Regions from separate parts of the Homo sapiens genome. Here regions 2, 3, 4 and 5 are each linked to region 1. The links are chromatin contacts, found by Hi-C in ENCODE. All regions are on one chromosome and are shown on one strand. The core of a region is the stretch at or near the end of the contact, and the rest is flanking DNA. Distances in the headings are between cores, read along the strand shown. Region 1 holds the start of ZRANB2-DT (ZRANB2 divergent transcript). Region 2 holds the start of PGM1 (phosphoglucomutase 1). Region 3 has its middle 6.2 kb from the start of MIR101-1. Region 4 holds the start of EFCAB7 (EF-hand calcium binding domain 7). Region 5 holds the start of ALG6 (ALG6 alpha-1,3-glucosyltransferase).

What was found. A loop is a pair of places that touch in the nucleus more often than their neighbours do. Pooled maps may share reads with other maps.
Region 2: a loop to region 1 is called in a pooled map, with 13 times the contacts of the local background. The contact joins the promoter of PGM1 here to the promoter of ZRANB2-DT in region 1. A Hi-C loop is called at or near these places in 2 of 50 pooled maps.
Region 3: a loop to region 1 is called in a pooled map, with 6 times the contacts of the local background. The contact joins the enhancer-like site here to the promoter of ZRANB2-DT in region 1. A Hi-C loop is called at or near these places in 6 of 50 pooled maps.
Region 4: a loop to region 1 is called in a pooled map, with 15 times the contacts of the local background. The contact joins the promoter of EFCAB7 here to the promoter of ZRANB2-DT in region 1. A Hi-C loop is called at or near these places in 4 of 50 pooled maps.
Region 5: a loop to region 1 is called in a pooled map, with 7 times the contacts of the local background. The contact joins the promoter of ALG6 here to the promoter of ZRANB2-DT in region 1. A Hi-C loop is called at or near these places in 2 of 50 pooled maps.

Annotation. Positions count from the first base shown.
Region 1 is chr1:71,079,943-71,082,642 of GRCh38, reverse strand. It overlaps ZRANB2-DT (ZRANB2 divergent transcript), which reads right to left and starts at 1,319. Exons shown (of 4, transcript NR_046217.1): 1 at 1,230-1,319. It overlaps ZRANB2 (zinc finger RANBP2-type containing 2), which reads left to right and starts at 1,608. Exons shown (of 10, transcript NM_203350.3): 1 at 1,608-1,703. The coding sequence starts at 1,648. RefSeq lists an enhancer at 1,369-1,658.
Region 2 is chr1:63,591,961-63,594,660 of GRCh38, reverse strand. It overlaps PGM1 (phosphoglucomutase 1), which reads right to left and starts at 1,250. Exons shown (of 11, transcript NM_002633.3): 1 at 927-1,250. The coding sequence starts at 1,172. RefSeq lists enhancers at 214-273, 974-1,263 and a silencer at 634-933.
Region 3 is chr1:65,063,370-65,066,069 of GRCh38, reverse strand. It overlaps a transcript of JAK1 not described here. Among named protein-coding and RNA genes, the nearest start is that of MIR101-1, 6.2 kb to the right of the region's middle. Within about 2 kb of position 1,352, at least 3 of the 41 ENCODE cell types and tissues checked have a DNase peak (open chromatin) inside an H3K27ac peak, as active enhancers do.
Region 4 is chr1:63,522,146-63,524,845 of GRCh38, reverse strand. EFCAB7 (EF-hand calcium binding domain 7) reads right to left here and starts at 1,321. Exons shown (of 14, transcript NM_032437.4): 1 at 1,212-1,321. It overlaps ITGB3BP (integrin subunit beta 3 binding protein), which reads left to right and starts at 1,621. Exons shown (of 9, transcript NM_014288.5): 1 at 1,621-1,717. The coding sequence starts at 1,713. RefSeq lists enhancers at 1,358-1,437, 1,599-2,222.
Region 5 is chr1:63,366,277-63,368,976 of GRCh38, reverse strand. ALG6 (ALG6 alpha-1,3-glucosyltransferase) reads right to left here and starts at 1,350. Exons shown (of 15, transcript NM_013339.4): 1 at 1,290-1,350. RefSeq lists enhancers at 781-890, 1,751-1,890 and a silencer at 1,071-1,550.

The DNA of each region.
Region 1 (2,700 bases), core at 70-2,569:
TTTTTACTGTACCTTTATATTTAGATACACAAATACCACTGCGTTACAACTGCCTACAGTATTTAGTACAATAAGATGTACTAAATGCAGGTTTGTAGTCTAGGAGCAATAGGCTATACCATATAGCCTAGGTGTGTAGTAGGCTATACCTGCTAGGCCTGTGTAAGCACATTCTATGATGTTCACACAACAGCACAATTGCCGAAAGTGGCATTTCTCAGAACATATCCCTATCATTAAGTGAGGCATGACTGTATATGCTGTATTCTAAAAAAAATTAATGCATTTATATACCAGAATCTATGCATAAGAATGCTCATACTGGTGTTGTTTGTAATACCAAGCCTGAGAAACAGAAGGAATAAACTGTCACAAAACCACAAAACGGAATAGTATCAGTATACATCAGTGCAAATAAAAGAATTACACCTATACACTTCTACATGCAACTACCTAGGATTAATTTAGAAGCATAATGAACAAAAAAAGAGTACAGAATCAACTATGCTTACACAGCTCATAAAATTAAACATACATGTATGTTAGGTTTTGAAGGGAAGGCAAGGATTAAAGAAAGAGAGGGTGGCTTAACAACAAATACAGGATTTATGTCCAGCATAAGACCTACAGAGGTGGGAGACCAGCTTAATGCCAGTGCCCGTTGCTTCTTACAGGCTGGGGTGATTTATAGGCCTGGGTGGGAGTGGTCTGGGGGGCCATGGCCTGCTTCCTGGGAACATGTTGATAAGGTGTTCCCAGGACGAGGCGGCTCTGGCCCTTGTTCCAGTGGAATGTGGTACTTTCTCCCAGCAGAGTATAAGAGGCAGCCTGTTTCTCACGCCCGAACCCCGTGGAATGTTTCACTTTGACTAAGGTCTGCAAAATGGCAGGGGGGCTTACAAAAATGGTGCAGTTTGGACTAACAACGTACATAAATTTTTAAAAAGCAAAAGAATAAATCCCAAATATGGGAAAGTGTTATCTGTGGAAGAAAGTAATGGGATGGTATCAGAAAAGACACTGGTAATTTAAACAGTGTTGACAATGTCTCAGTTTTAAAATTACCAGCTGGTTCCCATGTATAAGTTGCTTACTTATCTGTTACACCTATTTATGTATATATAAAAATAGGTTTCCAAACGACATCCCATGTGTATGAAATAACAGAATTTTTATGCCTTATTAAAATAATTTCTCTAAACACTTGAAGAGCCCGAGCCGCCTCTTACCCTAAACGAACCCCACGCCCCTGAATTGATCAGTCACTTCCGCCTCCACCTTTCCAGCTCCACCTAAGGAAGCGGAAGTACTTTACTCTTGGGTCCTCCCACCTGTAGGGGGCTCTCCGAGGCTTCTAGTGCCACGAAGGCCTCCTGCCTGGGTTGTCCTTATGGCGCCTGTGAGTTTAGTTCTAGAAAAGATATTTGTATTTTAACTTTTCCATCTAACAAACAGTAGCACAGGCATCTTAGTCTGGACAACAACGTACAAGCTGAATTCCTGGCTAGTTCCCTCATTATCAAACCCTGACACAGTAGTAGGCGCGAGTCAGGCAGTGTGGGGACAGCCCCGAGTTGCCGAAAGTCCCCGGCCCGTTTTCCTCCTGTGAAGACATAGCTGCGGGTGGCTGTGCTGGTGGCGTTCAAGATGTCGACCAAGAATTTCCGAGTCAGTGACGGGGACTGGATTTGCCCTGACAAAAAGTGAGTTCAAGAAGGGTCCTGAATTGGGACGGAGTTTGTTAGTGGAAGCTTTCCGAGGTCCGTCCGGCATTTTCCTTTTTTATGATTTTCTGTGCCTTAAGACGGGTTGAGGCGGCGAACCGCCAGTTCCCTGGCGGGAAGAAGGCTCCCAATCTCCTCACGAGAGAGGTCTTTCCGGGAGCCTTTGTTCTAGATATGTCTTCAGCGTTTCCTCGACATTACCTCCGCAAGGTAGCCTCTCTTTTTAGAGTGCGAGATGGCCTACCTTTTTGCCCCCACCCCCCTCCCCCGCCCCGGCCAGGTTTTAGCGATAGGAAACCTCTCCAGTCAGGCCAGCTTGGTGTTGGATCTCCCCCACGTGACTTTTCTCTGCAGAACTTTACTCTTGTTCACGGAAAATATTGCTTTCTCGCACTCGTCCTTTTGCCTCTTATAGTTCACCTTGTTTTGTATTTTTACTCAAACTTTTCCTCCATACTATTTTCCCCTTTTCCGGAAGCTCTACCCTCTTCGGTTTGGGAAATTCTGACATTTTCTTTGTGGATCATTTCTCCACAAGAATTGGGCTTTTCGCCTCCTTAGAGCCGAAAAGGAGGGAAGAGGCCTGTGTTTTTGCCTACTCAGCCCTTAAGATGCCTGCAGCAGAGAAGCACGTGTGTTAGTGGCTCTGCTTTTTGACATTGTTGCCAAAGCCAGTACTCGACTAGATAGTTAATCAGATTTTTTTTGAAGGGTGCACAAATAGGTGTATCTATTCGGAAATAACATGGAAAATAATTTAATGTACAACTCATGTTCACATAAAAGCCTTTTATTTGTTGTACCTAAGTTAGCCACAAATAGGTTTTGATTGTAAAAAGCAAAAACTTTGAAATAAACCTGGGTTTAGTTAAAATTCTATTACTTATTTAACTGCTAAAAAAGGAATAGAATTTTTTTTTTAATGAAAACATGAAATAACATGGATAGGGTGTGTAAACAGTGACGTGTAGCAAAT
Region 2 (2,700 bases), core at 1-2,500, 7.5 Mb after region 1:
CCCACATTTCCATATATCAGATTTACTGAAAAACTTTTTTTTTTTAATTTCCCCTATCCGAGTGGACCCGCCCAATCAAGTCAGTTAACTTTCCTTGGCCGGGGGCGGAACCAAGGTGTTGCGGTAATTTCCTGGCCTGCCACGACTGCTTGCTTGCGTAAGGGCGTCTTTGGGTATGTTGCCATTCTAATGAAAATTCAGCTCCAGCCCCGTCGGTGGAACAGATCCCGGGCACCACTGGGCAGAGACTAGATGTTTCAAACGCCTGCCCCCCAGCAAGCAGGCCGCGCAAAGGGCAGGAGTTCGGAACCAAGGCAAACTAGGGGGCGGGGAGAAAAGATTGGCACCCGCCTGCTGAGATCTGCCAACCTGACGCCCCAGGGGGATGGGTGCTCTCGCCACCCTTGCCCCACAGTGTCGGGCTCCGAGCCAGCGGGAAGCGCCAGTCCTAGCCGAGAATAGCAGAGGAGCGGGCGGGATGCGAGGGGGCTCTGGGCGAGGCGGCGGCAGTCTAACCTTTCCTGCTTAAGGCGACAGCACTCTGCGCCGTAATCGTATCTTCCAAGGCTGCAAGGTTAGGGCAAATGTCAGACGCCTCGGGAGGGGCGGGGGACGGGGAGAGGGAAGGCAGCGGCTAGAGACGGAGAGTCGGGCGTGACCTTGGGAGGCTCCGCGCCCGCACCTCCCGGCGCCCCGGGAGTCAGGCGAGCAGGTCTGCCGGGTCCCGTGGCCACTTTCCCCAGCCCGGCGACCTCCGTCGGGCCTCCAGGCCAGAAGAGCGAGCGCGAAGGAGAGGGAGGAGCGGGAGGTGGAAACCGAGGCGGCAGCGCGCGGAAGCGGCCGGCCCCGAGCGAGGGAGGGCGCCGCGGGCCGCACGTCGCACACGCGCCAGGGTGCACAGCGGCGCGGGGCCGCGCATCCCTTACCCCGTTGGCGGCAGCGATGCGAGCGATGAGCTGGATGGCCTCCTTCATGTAGAACCGGCCGTCCCCGCCCACCACCAGCGTGGCCTCCTGCCGCTGCGCCGGCTCCACGGTGGAGATGATACTCTGGATGAAGTTCTCCGCGTAGTTGGCGCTGCTCTGGAACACCTTCACCCGCTTCCGCAGCCCGCTCGTGCCCGGCTTCTGGTCCTGGTACGCCTGGGTCTTAACTGTCACGATCTTCACCATGGTGGCGACTTGCTGCCGGGGGTCAGAGCGGCGGACTTGGCTGGCGGAGGGGCGGCCGGCTGAGGCTGCAGCTGCTCTGGGGTGAGGGCACGGCGGGTGGGGGCTACGCCGCACTCTAGGCCGGCGTTTGGCCCTCCTCCTTAAAGGGACAGGGGACAGGGCCCTCCCTCCGCGCCAGCCCACCTCCTGGCAGGTCCGGCGGGAGGGGAAAGGGGAGCGCCGGTCTCTAGGCCTCCTGTGAAATGGGTGGAGCCTTACTGATTTACTCTCCCCTTCGGAATCCTATCCACTGTAAAAAGAGGCCCGCAACTCCTCCTCTAAGTGTTGGGGCAGAGGTTGGGGTAGGAACCCGGTCATAGGGCAAGGACGTGAGGCAGGGTGGAAAAAAGTACAGGGTAGAATGATTTCCAGTGGTTTGGCGAATGCATCGTGTGTAAATAGCTTTCTGGAAACCTGTTGGGAGGGTCAGAAGTGCCAGCCCCAGCTCGATTTCATGAGTCGTAATTCTTTCTATTTCTCCCTAAATGTGAGGGCATTTGAGTTCCGTAAAGGAGTCGACTCCAAATGTTTCCTGCTGCACCACACACTTGACTACCATTGGTGACGGTGACTTAGCTATGACTTGCTGAGTGTAGCGTTTCTAAACCTTACTAAACTCTGGGTTTTATTTTTCCCCTTTTTATGCTTACAAAACTGAAATTCAAAGAATAAAATGCCTTGTCTCATTGCCACACAGCTAAGTCCATGCGGGAGGCCAATTCAGGTGGTCTGGCTCCAAAACCAGGGCTCTTCCCATGATTTGCCCGCTGTGACACCAGGTTGGCAACTAGGAAATGTACAAGCAGGACTTGACAAATGTAGGAGCAAATATATGGTAAGGATAAGTATGAACACCATCAAAATTAGCCAGTTACTCATGTAATAGAAATAAAGTGAGGAGATCAACAAACAAGGACTGACATGGCTGGAAAAGTTTCACGGGGGATAGCAAGGTCAACCAAGGGGATTTGATTATTAAGTAGGAATCTTCAGTCTTTCTTGCTTTTCGGTTTAGTATCTCCCTTAATTTGATGAGAGTGATTGTCTCCTCTGTTCAAGAAACCTGTCATTTTGGTAAAGTGGCAAAAAACTTGGCTTTACAAGGTGTGTGCTCTTGGGAAAGTTAGTTAATGTCCGTGGGCATCAATTTCCTTACTGTAAAATAAACATATCACCTACTTTGGAATATTTTTGCAAGATTTAATGGGGTTTTGTATGTCAGAAATTCTCAGTCATGGATACACAGTAGAATCCTACTGTGACCCATGCTCACAGTAGAATTACTTGAGGTGGTTTCTAAATGACCCAGTCCAAACAAATTCAATCATAATCAGCTGTTAGAAGTAAATCATCTAGCCTGGTGCCTGAAACATAGAGGCCTTCAAAAATATTAGCTCCCCTTCCCCAATTCCAAAACCAGAGCATATCATTCACCTGTGAATTATATTCTTTTGGTAGTTAATTGGTATGTCTTGATCAAGCAGGGAGG
Region 3 (2,700 bases), core at 103-2,602, 6.0 Mb after region 1:
CTCTCCGCAATCCCAGCATTGGCCAAAAATTGCTGCTTTCACCTGCTGATTTAATTTGGCATGTCTGTCCCCAGCCCCCCTTTCCCCCGGCAAGTTGTGATCTGCAGATGTTTTGGGATTTTCTCTTCCCTCTGGACCTGTCCCCCACCAACCAGCAAATAGCTCCTGGGCCTAGGTTGAGGGAGAGAGAGAAGTGACCCCCTTTGGCCAGTGCGCTGTTTTTTATTCCCCTCTGGGTCTTCTAATGGAATCTGCTGTCCCTCCGTAGCCCCCTTTATTTTCCCCTTAAGCTTAACCCAGAGCCAGGCCTAAGCAGCCTGTCTCTGGCTTTCTTTCCCCAGGCCCCACCCTGGCCCCTTTTGCTTTTCCAGCGCCAAAAAAAACGCCTCCCAAGCAGAAGACACACCCAGCCCAAGTCTAACCATTCCAAAAGGGAGGAAAACACAGAGGAAGAGCAGGGACCCAAGGGTCTCCTGTCCTGAATATTCCAACAGCGTTTCCCTCTAAAAGCCTCCTAGCTTTATAATCCCTTTATTCTGCTTACCAGTCGACCCTCCCCTCCTCTTTGCCCCTTGTTCTGTGATAGATATTTGGGGAGAGGGGTGGAGAAAGAGGTTGTCACCCTCTGTTCCTTACAGTGAGGCATTTTTCTTTTTCTCAGTCTTTTCATTTATTAGATGTTTAGCATGTAAAATATGTAAATCTGTTTGCAGGCTTATTTGAACTTGTTTTCTTGCTGGCTAAGGAATAGCTGATATTCTATAAAGGGAAGGAGGGGGGAAAAGATCAAAAGTAACACTCTGAGTTTTCCCCATTTGAGCATCCCCAGAGTTGCCAGAGAAGACCCTCCTATAAAAACCAACAGTCTCCCTTCCATGACATCACCACCTAAGCCCTTCCAACTTTAGCTTCAGAACAGGAAGAAGGCTCAAAATAGAACTACCTTAGGAATCCAGCTCCTTGAAAAGATCAACTTTTAAATCAGCTGCAGGAGGAACACAATGAACTTTGACATGGGGAGTGAGAAGGGAGAGAAGACTGTATAGTGTTCATAATTGGTTCCTTTGAGGGAGGGTTGGGGGATACTTACCGTGTATTTCAGAAAAGCTTTCCTCTAGAGTTGGGTACCTAGACCACTGAATGATAAATAGGATGGTTCAAGATTCATTTATTGAATTATTCATAAGTTTTTGTACGTCAACAATAACAAGCACGTTTCAGAATATGAATTAAAGAGGGGCCTCTCTGCAGAATCTGCTCTAGATAGAGAAGGTTGTTTCAGGAAGCTAGGAGGGCACTTGAAGACAGAGAACCTGAGGATGCAGTGACAGCTGCTGTGAGTATGTAAGTTGAGAGGCTCATAAACAATAATTGTGATAAACAATAATTGTAACTTTTGTAGGTGACTGATACCCTGGACAAAGAAGTAAGGATGTCAGGATTTTCCACCTCTACCTTGGAAATTAACTTCTTGTCTTTGAATCTCACTCAGTGTCTCCATTCAGTCCCTGAATTGAGATATGCTTTCCTCTCTGAGCTAAAATACTCAGTCTTTTGGAAGGGCTACCTAATAAACGATAATCACTGAAGTGTTGACAACTTAAAGATTGGAAGTGGAGCAGAAAATACTTGGTATAATTTGAGCACTTGGTGGGTGCTGTAAGATGACTTTCTGGTTGATGGGGTAACATCTTTTACTCTGGTTCGGGTTTAAAAGAATCCAGGTGACAGAGACAGGATACCTGCCCTAATATGGTAGCCACTAGCCACGTGGCTATTAACCACCTGAAATATGGCTAGGGTGAGGAAGAGCTCAATTTTAAATTTTATTTAATTTTAGACTTTGATAACTTGATTTAGTTATTGGAAAGCTTATTTATATTTGGAAACATACTTGAGCTTACGCATCTACTTTTGAAACTAAGTGTTTTGAAATCCAAACGCAAATTAAGTATTTTGATGAAAATTTAGAATTGGGATATGTAAGTGCAAAGTAATCTTCAGATTTCAAAGAATGCAAAAAAAGTAGAATAGCCCATTAATTTTATGTTGATTCCATGTTCAGATGATAATATTTTAGATATATTGGGTTAAATGAATATGCTATTAATTCCACCTGTTTATTAGTGTGGCTACTAGAGAATTAAAAATTACATGTGTAGCTTGCATTATATACTTCATTGGACAGCTCAGGCCTGCATTACTCCTTTTCATCTATGAATTAATTTCTTTTCTTTTTTTCTTTCTTTTTTTTTTTTTTTTTTTGAGATAGAGTCTCTCTCTGTCTTCCAGGCTGGAGTGCAGTGACGCGATCTTGGCTCACTGCAACCTCCACCTCCCAGGTTCAAGCGATCCTCTTGTCTCAGCCTCCAGAGTAGCTGGGACTACAGGTGTGTGCCACCACGCCCGGCAGATTTTTTGTATTTTTAGTAGAGATGGGGTTTCCCCACGTTGGCCAGGCTGGTCTTGAACTCCTAAGCTCGGGTGATCCATCCGCCTTGGCCTCCCAAACTGCTGGGATTACAGGCATGAGCCACTGTGCCTAGCCCCATGGATTAATTTCAAAAGTGGTGACTGTATGAAATATTGTTATTTCATGTTTGTGTTTCTATTTTCCACTGCTGTGTTCCATGTGATGATTGGGGACCCCAAGTATTACATTATTACTGTTATATTAGGGAGATTAGTGTAAAAGTCCAG
Region 4 (2,700 bases), core at 72-2,571, 7.6 Mb after region 1:
TGTCTTATCCCTATTACAGCGGTCAGGTATTTTTTTGTCCGTTTTACAGATGAGGAAATTGAGGGGTAGCAATGTCACCCAGCTAGCAGTAAGTGGCAAAAAGCCGTAAATTTCACGAACAGTTTCTTCTTTGTTAATGTGGATATAGTACTGAACAATGGTTACTATGGGGTATTAGATTCTACTGGTGGTCTAACAGCTTCCAATATTACTCTACCCAGCTTTGACTTCTAAAAATAGATCTCCAACCTAATAAATTGAATATTTCAAGTTCAATAATAAGATAACACAGGTAGGGTCCCCTTCAGGACTCATTGCATTCCTACTCAGGAGGCCTAAATCACTTGCACCTTTTCGAATTATATAGATCATTTACACTTGGGAAAGAAAGATAATAATTGCTTATCATGGATGAAGTACCCTATTTATAATACGCAGGCCGCCTGCCTGACACTTTCATATTACACCAGATTTAGAAGGACCCCACAGGGATGTGGTGTCACAGTCTGGTTACTGCAAATTGGTAATACTATAATTAAGCATCAGAGTTCTAAACACATATGTGTGCATGCATCTCCTCACAAATGTGAAAGAAAACTGTTTCAAGAAGTAAGGGAGAATGAATTTCACTTTGCAATAAGCAATTTTAAAATATAAGTATATTTTAGGATCGTCCTCAAATATTCTTTCCAAACAAGGCAACTCCCTCACATGGAAATCCCAAGGCAGAAATGTGCCAGAATTTTATTCTTTTCCTTTCTGTGACGAGAAACCAAACTAAAGCTTAAATAAACATATAATTGCACCCCCCGCAGGCTTGGAAACCTCCCTTACTTAAAACTCCGGCCCGAGACTGAGACAGGGGCCTAGAGAGTACATTGCAGCAAACGGCTCCATAAATAACCAGCCACACAATAGCAAGAAAAATAAACTGTTAACAAGCGCCTAAGGCTTCTACAGGGCCAAGTGAAAACAGAAAGCCGTCCAGTCACCGTCCCTACACAGTGAAATACCGTCACAGGTAATCTCGGGCACCATCTCTCTATTTTTGTATTCCTCTGGAAATAAAACCGCATTTACATGTACATTTTAGGTACATACATGGACCAAATGTTTATGACAGAGAAGTAGACAAAGCAGAGGAAGGAGAAGCAGCTGCACAGAGAGGGACAGAGGGAGCGAAGAGACAGAGACAGCGAGCTGTTTGCTACCTAATTCTAGCTCACAAACAAGGAAGCGCAGCCAATTCTCTTCGGCGATTCAGCGTTCCTCTCACCGCAGCTGGACAGATCTCGGCCTTTCTCTAATCACCATGGCAACTGCACCTCACCGCCACCGGAAATAAGATGCAGAGCCCTTCTCCAAACGATCCGGCTAGAAATCTAGGAAGCGCTGATCCGGAGCGCACAGAGACAGCTGTGTTGCTCCTCTATCGCGGGGGTGGTATGGCCAGAGTAGTGAGAGAAGGTGCTCTGTTACACCAGCAGGAAATAGGTGCTGTCCTGGGCCTAGAACTCCCCGCTCGCTCCTTTGCTCGCGCACACCCGGATCCTTCGTCGCGGGGAGGATGTTTCCGCCCGGCCGCGGTGGGCTTGACGCAACGTCCAGCGCGCGCTTTTCATGCCTTGGCGTTTCCTTTGGCGGATTTTCTGTTTTCGGAAGTTGCTGGGTTCGTTTTATTCAGCGGCAGTGGTGCTTTCCCGAATCTCAGAATGCCGTAGGTATCTCCTCCCCAGGTATTGCTGTTTTGGGGGCCCTCTGCAAGAAGAGAAGATATTATGTGGCCCAGTAGCCTTTCTCGTTTTCCTATTTTTTCGGAGTATGAACTTGTCTCCTCTGTCCACAGGCAATTCCCTTCGCTTGGTACCCTCAACTCTACGTCTCCTCCAGCGGTACTCATACGATAGTCCTCCTTCGCTTTCTGTTTCTACGATGCTTTTGACAGATTTCGTAAACTGTGGGCTGTATTTAGGTGATGTCTAACTTGAAATAACATAAATAAGGTTGACACACAGGATGGGACAGAGTAGATGAAAACACGCCTTCGTAGTTTGTCAGTCCCTTGCCTTCATTAATGTGGCGCGTTCGTGTAAACCCGTGGGAGAACTCATGGACTGAGTGGGTCTAGATACCTGGATTCCAGATAAGACTCTTTCACTGTTGGGCAAGTCACTTATCGACCCTGAGCTTCGTTTTTTTTTACTTACACAAATAAGTTTGTACTGCATGATCTCTAAATTCCCATCTATGACCAATAATCTGATTATTGAGAATGACCATAGTGGGAATAGGCATTGTGCTAGATAAGATTCATCTGTTTTTCATATCCTTCATCCATCCTATATTGAGATGCATAAAATAGTTGCTACCCTATAGAAACTTAAAAAAGCCATTAAAGGTTGGGGGAGTGGGGTGGATATCAAACACCTGTAATTTCTCCTTGGCCGTCCTTGTCCTCAGGTTGATTTAGGTACCCCCTCTAGTGTAACCTGTTCCTTAGTTTATTTCAGGATTAAGTAAAATGCAAAGTAACACAGCTGGGGAAATTTTTGTATCAAATAGGAATTGACATGAAAGGGGAAAGCTGTACAGAAATGATAACCTATATTTATTGAATCTTGAATTACAATGTGGGTGCTGTATTAATCAATTTATCTACGTTTTTTCATTGAATCCTAAAATACTTTAGGGGATGGGGGC
Region 5 (2,700 bases), core at 101-2,600, 7.7 Mb after region 1:
ATGGTGGTTGGGAGGGGTGCCCAGAGAGGTGTTCTGAAATGCTGTGAATCTTCCTTCTTGATTTGAGTAGTGGTTAGGAAATGTGTTGACTTTAGGATAAATTAACAAGTTACAACTTATAATTTGCGTACAGTATTTTTCTATATGGTATATTCCAATTTAAAAAGCATAAAAGGGGCTGGGCGCAGTGGTTCACCCCTGTAATCCCAGCACTTTGGGAGGCCGAGGCAGGTGGATCACCTGAGGTCAGGAGTTCGAGACCAGCCTGGTCAACATGGTGAAACCCCATCTCTACTAAAAATACAAAAATTAGCTGGGCGTGGTGGTGCGTTCCTGTAATCCCAGCTACTCGTGAGGCTGAGGCAGGAAAATCGCTCGAACCCGGGAGGCAGAGGTTGCAGTGAGCCAAGATCGTGCCACTGCACTCCAGCCTGGGCGACAGAGCAAGACTCTGTCTCAATTAAAAAAAAAAAAAGTGTAAAAGGAAATTACTTGGATGTGTTGACTAAAGGCTCCCTGTGAGCAGGGATCCTCCTGTCTTAGTCGTTGCTCTCTGTTCCCCACTTGTAGAACAGTGTTAGCAGAAGGCAGGTACCCAAGAAGTATTTGCTGAATGGAGCTGTGTGCGTCTGTGTGTACGAAGCGGGGAGGTACCCTAATTTTACTGAGCCCTGTGTGGTTAAAGATATTATGCGAGGCTTTTAACGACTCTCTTCTGCTTAAACCAGAAAAAGGGTTATTTGCGACTTTTTCCACCTGTAAATCAGAAAACAGTAATTTTCTAACCCATCCACTGGCCACGAAGTTGCTAGGCAGGCAGTAGATGCGCTTTTCGTCCTCCTTTGCCCTGACGGTGCATCTCGACAAATGCCAAGCCCGCCGTCCCCATCCCAGAACCGACTTTGCTCCTTTTAGTCTGAAAGGTCCTTCCACCGCAGTGGACACAACACCGGGGAGTGCAGCTATCCCGGGCGTGTATATGGGGCGAAAGGGATCCCTTCTCGCGTTTCTCCGCCCCTCCTCTTGAGGGCCAGGCCCTCAGAACCGCAAGGACAAGGGTGCCAGGACCGCCCCAGCCTGCAAGTGCCACCACTATCACCGCGTCCCCTCACCCGACCCACAAGCGACCCTGCAGGAAGGGCTGGGGAGGCCTCGCGTCGCGTCCCTGGGAGTGGAGCGGAGCTGGGAGACGGGTCGCCAGCTCTGCGCCGGCTCGTGGCGCGTCCGAGCCCCCGGCACCTCCCCACACTGGCCTGGGGTCCGGAACCTCCGGGATCCCATGCTCTTACCCCGCCGCCCGCCGGCCGCTGGGATTCGCGCCTGCCGTGGGTCCCAGGAAGGCGCATGCGCGCTCGCCCCCGCGGCGGACTGCCCCTCCGGCCTTCCGCCTCCGTGTGCCCGCGCACCACCCGCGCGCCCGGTGCGGGAGCGAGCCCGTCGAGCGTGAGGGGAGGGGCGGGCAACCTGGCCTGGACAGGAGGCGGCCGGCTTAGGAGGCGGGGCAAGAGCCGATGGAACCCGAGAGGTCCCCAGCCCCGGGTTAGGCTAGGGGCAGGTGGAAAGCCCCTTGCTCTTCTTTCCTGGGATCGTGGCCAAGGCCGGAGCGGCTGCTTAGCCAACGGATTCCTGTCAGGGGCGGGCCCTGGCTTGCTGCACTGAGCAGAGAGCCTTGGCCGGTCCTCACCACCTCTGGGCCTGTGCCCTCGAGGAGCCAGAAAGCCAACCTGCTTCACTTTCTTCTAGCCACATGCCTGCGAAGAAGAAGACTGGGCAGCCCCCTAAAGTAAGAAACATTGAACATCCAACCATTTGCGAGAGCCTGTGCGTTGTGCAAAAGGACAGCCCTGCCCTCGAGTAGCCACTACACGTGCCCCAGCGGGCAGCTTGAATCACCTGGTCCCAAACTTGCCAAAAATACCTATCTAGTAAGTTAGTAAGACCTGCACACTTTTCCTTTTGCATTGATCCCTTCCTTTCCAGTTCCACTATTTCCATCTCAGTCTAGGCTTCTGTCCAATCACGCATGGACGGCTGTGATGATTTTTACTTGCCTTCCTTTGTTCAGAGAGTGCCCTCATTCCCCACTTCTGAATCTTGCCATTCTACGTAAGCCAACCCCTATAATTTGTAAGTGTTAGCAAATATTTGGCTAGGACTATGGCTTTCTACTGAGTCTGAATAACTTCTCTCTGGGCCTCAGTTTCTTCAACTGTGAAAGAAATCAGTAGGGCTAGGTGAACTTCCAGGTCTAAAATATGATTATATCTAAAAGACCATCAGCACTGGGAATATGGAGAAATATGGCAGGTCCCTGCCCTCAAGGCATTTAATTCTCATTGGAAAGACATTTTTATGCATAAAAGGATAAAAAGCTATAGAAGGAAACACATACTAAATGTTACATTACTTACATATGCACTAAGCACTGTAGGAGTTAGGAGAAGAGGGTTCACTGTAAACTGCAAACCATCAGGAAATGCTTTTCCTGGAGGAGTCAGCTGAGCTTTGAAGGAAAGCCTGGCTGGATAAGCCCAGAGAATGAGAGTAAGAATCTAGACAAAGGAAATGGTTCAAGCCAAATATTGTGGCAGCTGAAAAGTGTAGAACATTTCCTCTAGTTTAGGTGGTGGGTGATGAAGCTGGAAAGGACTGGTAATTGTAGAGAGCCTTGAATACCAGGCTATGGTGTCTGGAATGTAT